2 separate regions of the Homo sapiens genome follow, and region 1 is linked to region 2. Evidence: chromatin loops called from intact Hi-C (ENCODE). Cell type or tissue: ovary. All regions are shown on one strand. Each heading gives the region's core, and the rest is flanking DNA. Links, peaks and the distances in the headings are about the cores only. Region 1 overlaps CNTNAP2 (contactin associated protein 2). Region 2 overlaps CNTNAP2 (contactin associated protein 2).

Region 1 (2,913 bases), core at 249-2,748, 89 kb before region 2:
TTATTACTCAAATCAGCCTCTCTGAGGACTCAGAGGCTAGGGTTTTTAAGGACAATTTGGTGGGCAGGGGGCTAGGGAATGGGTGTTGCTGATTGGTTGGAGATGGAATCATAGGGGTGTGGAAAATTGTCCTCATGTGCTGAGTCTGCCTCAGGGTGACAGCCACAGAACTGGTTGAGTTCTGCGTCCCAAGTCTGGATGGAGGCAGGTGGTTTCCAGAATGCAAAAATCTGAAAAAAAAATCTCAAAAGACCAATCTTAAGTTCTACAATAGTGATGTTATCTATAAAAGCAACTGAGGAAGCCACAAATCTTGTGACCTCCGGCCACATGACTCCTGAGCATTAAGGGATTCTAGAAACTACACCTACATTTTAACAGAGTTCAGGCCTCTCCCATAATTCTAATCTCATGGCCTTTCATTGGTTTTACAAAGGCAGTTTCAATCTTCCAGCCAGGAGGGAACCAGTTTTAAGGAGGGACAATTATCATCCTTGCTTTAAAGCTAAACTCTAGCTGGGCACGGCGGCTCACGCCTGTAATCCCAGCACTTTGGGAGGCCGAGATGGGGGGATCACGAAGTCAGGAGATCGAGACCATCCTGGCTAGCACGGTGAAACCCCGTCTCTACTAAAAATACAAAAAAATTAGCCAGGTGTAGTGGCAGGCGCCTGTAGTCCCAGCTACTCGGGAGGCTGAGGCAGAAGAATGGCATGAACCCGGGAGGCGGAGCTTGCAGTGAGCCGAGATCGCGCCACTGCACTCCAGCCTGGGTGACTGAGCAAGACTCCGTCTCAAAAAAAAAAAAAAAAAAAAAAAAAAAGCTAAACTCTAAACCAAATACCTCCCATGGTTAGTTTAGCCTGACCTATGCCCAGGAAGGAGCAGGGACAGCCAGGCTGTGAGGCTAGAAGCAGGACGGAGTCAGCCATGCTAGACTTTTCTTGCTGTGTGATCTTTGCAAAGGTGGTGTCATTAGCGAGGCCAGGCTCACATGTCCTTTTGCAAAGTAACCGAAAAAAAAAAAAACAGAGAAGACACAGTTCACCTCACTGCACATCTAAAATATAATTAGAAGCTGTCATCCCAAAAGGGTTAACACAGGTCTTTTGGAAGTTGTAAGAATCCAGAGATTATTCTGGTTTAATCAAAAAGTAACAAATACATTTAAAAACTAAGAGACACAGAAAGAAAAAAAGCACTTGCTGGTATTTGTCTGAAAAGTGCAGGAAACTTTTCCCATTTTTTGATCCAAAATGAGTGTCCAGCATATGACGAGCTCCCTGGATGGCCCAGCAGAAGCACTTAAGCCACATGTTGATCTGAAGCCTCAGCCAGCCCAGGTGTTCGGACCTGGGCTGTCCGTGGGCCAGATTTTTCTTAGGCGGTGGAGAAAGCAAACAAGCTCATGGTCATTGTCTAAGCATGAACAATGCCAGGCTGGATTGAGCAAAGCCAGCTTTGGCAGAGACATACAAGGAGTTTGGAGCCCTGACAGCTGATAGCAGCGGCAGGAGTGGGAGAAGGCAAGATATCTGCTGGGCCCCCAGCCTGGGAGGCTGGCTGCCAGCCCAGGGCATGGCCAGGAGCTGGCAAGCAAACACCACTGCGGGGAGCCAAGCAGGCTGTTCAGGTCAGGGAGCTAGGACAGGGTTAGCATGCAGCAAGCTAGACACTAGCCAGAGCATGCAACTGCTCTTGGCAGTCATTAAGGGAGGAGATCAGAGTTACAAGATCTGGAGGCCATTTCAGACAGCTTCAGGAAGAAGTCAAGCTCCTAAGTGGCTCCTTGACAGAGGCTAGGTCATCTTAACTCATGACAAATGTCCGTGCTCAATTTACTTGGCTCTGGCCTCTTCTGATATCTCTCTAGAGGTTAAAGGGAACCATCTCTTTTGTGCAGTCCAAAAAGGAGTTGAAAAATCACCCTCAGTGCTTCAAGCTCTTTTGCGTTGGGCAGAAAGCCTGACTGAGACTCAGTGGAAGGCACGCTGTCTTCAGGAGGACTCAGAGACTACCTGAGAGTGGGGAAGCCCGCAGCCTCTTCTTCCTCTGACAGTTTGTCTATCAGGAGACTTTTTTCTCCTGGGTGGCAACCTGAGTTTATGGAAGAGTTGAGGTTTATTAAATGGACGTATAAGCAACTACAGACTGAAATGTTATAACCATTCTCTGAGTCCAACCTCCCCAAATTCTAAAATACAGCTTGTTTGGTCAGCTGCTTCTCATACTCTCTGTATTCCAAAATTGCAAATGGATCATTCCAGTGCCATCTGAAATGCAGTATCATTGAGAGACCAAAGAGAAAATCGCATTTGTGTGTGAAGGAGAAAAATAGAATTCTAATAATGAAATTCACCCAAATCTATGTATGAATAAAATGGCTGTTTCTCATATCTAAGAAATTGATAATAAAAGATGTACAACTCAGGCCGGGCATGGTGGCTCACGCCTGTAATTTCAGCACTTTGGAATGCTAAGGCGGGCAGATCATCTGAGGTCAGGAGTTCGAGACCAGTCTGACCAACATGGTGAATTTCTGTCTTTACTAAAGATACAAAAATTACTCAGGCATGCTGGTGGGTGCCTGTAATCCCAGCTACTTGGGAAGCTGAGGCAGGAGAATAGCTTGAACCCAGTGGGCAGAGGTCACAGTGAGCCAAGATTGTGCCACTACACTCCAGCCTGGGTGACAGAGTGAGACCACATCTCAAAAAAAAAAAAAATGTACATCTCAAATTGCAGGAATTATAACCTAGAGAATGTGTGCCTGCCCCTGTTTCCTGCAAACCTGCCTCAAAAGCAACCACGTGAATGCTGACTGAGACACCCCGGTGAACCCCAGGGCCAAGTGCTTCCCATGCTTCCCCTCAATGAGTCCACACGAGTCTATAACATAGATAACATTGCTAA
Region 2 (2,913 bases), core at 183-2,682:
TAGCAGATGTCAGGATCAGTACCAACAGGCTCTTTGGGACTATGGTTTCTTTCCATTGATTTGTAGTTCAACCCATTAAGCATATTCTCAGCACCTAGTATATTCCCAGCATGCAGCATGGCTGTTGCCTCCATGAGCCCAGTCCAGTAGAAGAAAGACCATCAGTCATACAGATATGAACCAAGTGCCCATTGAAGTATAAGCTTGTGCTGTGGGAGCACAGAAAAGTAGGGGAATGAATAATCCTGAGGAGGAAAGAGTGGATCAGAGCAGTCTCACAAAGGCATTTGAGCTGTTCCTTCAAGGTTTCCATGGTGGAGGGGGGAGGATCACATTAGCTTATTTATTTTTTACTACAGAGATTCAACATTTGCCCTTCATAAAAATTATACAGAAAATATGTTAAGAAAATAAGTTCTAAGCCATCAAGCCCATCTGATCTGAAACAGAAAAAGACTCATAATGAATATGTCAACACTTCCACATTTTTCATTTGTTTTCTAAAGCAATTTCATCTGCAAATGAATTATGCACTCCAGGGCTAGACAGTACCTCCATTCCTACACTCCAGAAAAATGTGTTTACTTCGTTTTACATTTCATGCAGCTCAGTGGGAAGGCAGTTGCAATGCAATTTCTGATCCAGTTTAGGGTTTGAGATGTCAGTCCTCTCTTTCTTTCTCCAGAATACGGCTAAAGCTTGTAAGACCAAGGTTGGGAGTTCACTTTTTTTTCCTCCAAGTGCATTAAATACATAAATCACCTCTCAAGAAAGAACATAAGGTTCCTGGATTTCTATTTTGTCTGGCATGAAAACTAAAGTCCAATCTGCAAAGCATCATACTGTTATATCCATCTGCAGTGCACTAAAATCACTCTCAAAGATTGTAACTCTTGGAGCAAATTTTTAGCACAATGGGCAGAGCGGGTTGTTTCTTGCCCAGGTAACTGAAGCAGGTTCTTATCTCACCTAAATTCATCTTCTGTCTGAAAAGTAAGTGTATCTCAACATGCGGTTTGAGGTTCTGAAGGGTTCCACGCTGCCCTTCCACTCAGGCAGGGAGAAGTCAGTCCTGGGATTGAGTCTGAAGATTTTGATGGACATGGTCCTGGAGCGAGTTCGGAGCTAGTGTTAAAATGCCCTCTAGTGGTCATTAGCTGTAACCAGTGAGCGTAGGGAAGGGAAAATCTTGTGAAACTGGCTTGGGTGTGGTTTTCTATAAACACCGACCAAAACCAGAGTCCTAGGTTATAGCGCGGGTTACTTGCATCTGTCGCGGATACCGCGATGGCGGTAGGACTTGGTATTACTTATAGAAATGGAAGCTTGCCGTTGCATTCAAAGGGTACAATCCAGGGATTTTTCTTACGCTTTCACATCTCACTGCTCTGTCCCTGAGCCCTGGGCACACACGAGAGTTTCAAGAAGTGTTGACTGAGTGACTGAATACGTGAAGGAATCCAGTTTATGAATCATGGATTCTGTGCACATTCAATGAGCTTGGCTATTTGAAAGTGCACAAATTCTTCCTGCTTTCTGAAGTATTAAATATATTTGATTTGCATCCTTTCCCCAGTGGTCGCTTGGTGAGCTAATAATTGCCTTTCCTCTTATATCTTTGAGCTGAGGAAATATAATCAAAATGTTAAGGAGAGGGGCAACAAACCCCCCCTTTGTGGGTAGAAGAGAAGGTCTGGGCTGGCAGCTCAAGAGAAAAGATGAAGAAAGGACATCCAAAAAGAAGTGGAAGTCAGAGAATGAATAAAACACATGAGCGAATGGCTGCCATCCTATCCGAGCATCCTTCCTGATATTGTCACCCAGGGCCACCAGCAGAGGTTACATGGTGAGAACAGACAGTAGAAATCAGCCCACTCCACCGATCTGACTCCTGGTCTCCTGGGGAAATGGCATTAGGATCTAGGTTACCAACATCATAGCTTCTGCCAGGGCTTGTGTGCTTAACCCCAACAGTGGAACACCACAAATGCACAGGGGCAGTAGCCTCCAACATCCTGACCATCTCTGAGAACCTGTCCTGCTAGCAGAGGGGACAGAGGCTGTACAAATCAGAAAGTTGACGTATTAGTCCATTTTCACGCTGCTGATAAAGACGTACCTGAGACTGCGTAATTTACAAAAGAAAAGGGTTTAATGGAAAAGTCACGGTTCCACATGGCTGGGGAAGTCTCACAATCATGGTGGAAGGCAAGGAGGAGCAAGTCACATCTTACGTGGATGGAGGCAGGCAAGAGAGAGAGCGCTTGTGGAGGGGAATGCCTCTTTTTAAACCCGTCAGATCTCGTGAGACTTATTCACTATCACAAGAACAGCATGAGAAAGACTGGCCCCCATGATTCGATTACTTCCCACCAGGTCTCTCCCACAACACTTGGGAATTCAAAATGAGATTTGGGTAGAGACACAGCCAAACCATATCAATGGATAAAAGGAAATGTAATGTCAACTAAAGACAAAAAAAAAAGAAAAAAGAAAAAAAAAACTTTTGAAGAATTAAAGTTGGTTTTATTTAGAAGTCTTATTGGGGACTGTAGACTGAGGCCTACAACCCACAAGCAGTCTTTTACAGAGGTTTTATGAGACTGCGCCAGCACAGTATTTTAGCCCACTGTGTATATATAGGTGCTAGGGGTTTAGCATGTGCAAAGTTATATGAAACTTGTTTAGACATTATATTAAAGTAGAACTACGTTAAGGTTTGGGTGTAAGGGTATATCTGGTTCTAGATTATAGAAGTGTCATCACTAATCTCCCCAGATGTTATTTTATGCGTAGGAGAAGGTAAGGACTAGGTTCATTTGTCTTTTAAGGAATATAGTGACTTAGGTAGGAGAGATGGGGGCCAGGTGTTCTGTTTTATTTTGTCGTTTTGGAGAGCTGTATGTCATCACA

Evidence for each region. Hi-C counts contacts between places; a loop is a spot of excess contacts. Peaks named below come from ENCODE experiments on the same cell type or tissue, not always from the same donor. Only the 100,000 strongest peaks of a DNase experiment are listed, where the experiment ranks them.
Region 1: a loop joins it to region 2, with 3 times the contacts of the local background. A loop is called at or near these places in 16 of 110 quality-filtered maps.

Annotation. Positions count from the first base shown.
Region 1 is chr7:148,152,225-148,155,137 of GRCh38, forward strand. All of the region lies in intron 17 of CNTNAP2 (contactin associated protein 2), which reads left to right. Among named protein-coding and RNA genes, the nearest start is that of C7orf33, 440 kb to the right of the region's middle. In ovary, for the core only: no CTCF peak of the experiment used is centred there; DNase peaks (open chromatin) are centred at 1,337, 1,597 and 1,967; H3K27ac peaks cover 1,426 bases.
Region 2 is chr7:148,241,316-148,244,228 of GRCh38, forward strand. The region is part of intron 20 of CNTNAP2 (contactin associated protein 2); the gene reads left to right. Among named protein-coding and RNA genes, the nearest start is that of C7orf33, 350 kb to the right of the region's middle. In ovary, for the core only: a CTCF peak has its summit at 1,134 (motif pointing left); no DNase peak of the experiment used is centred there.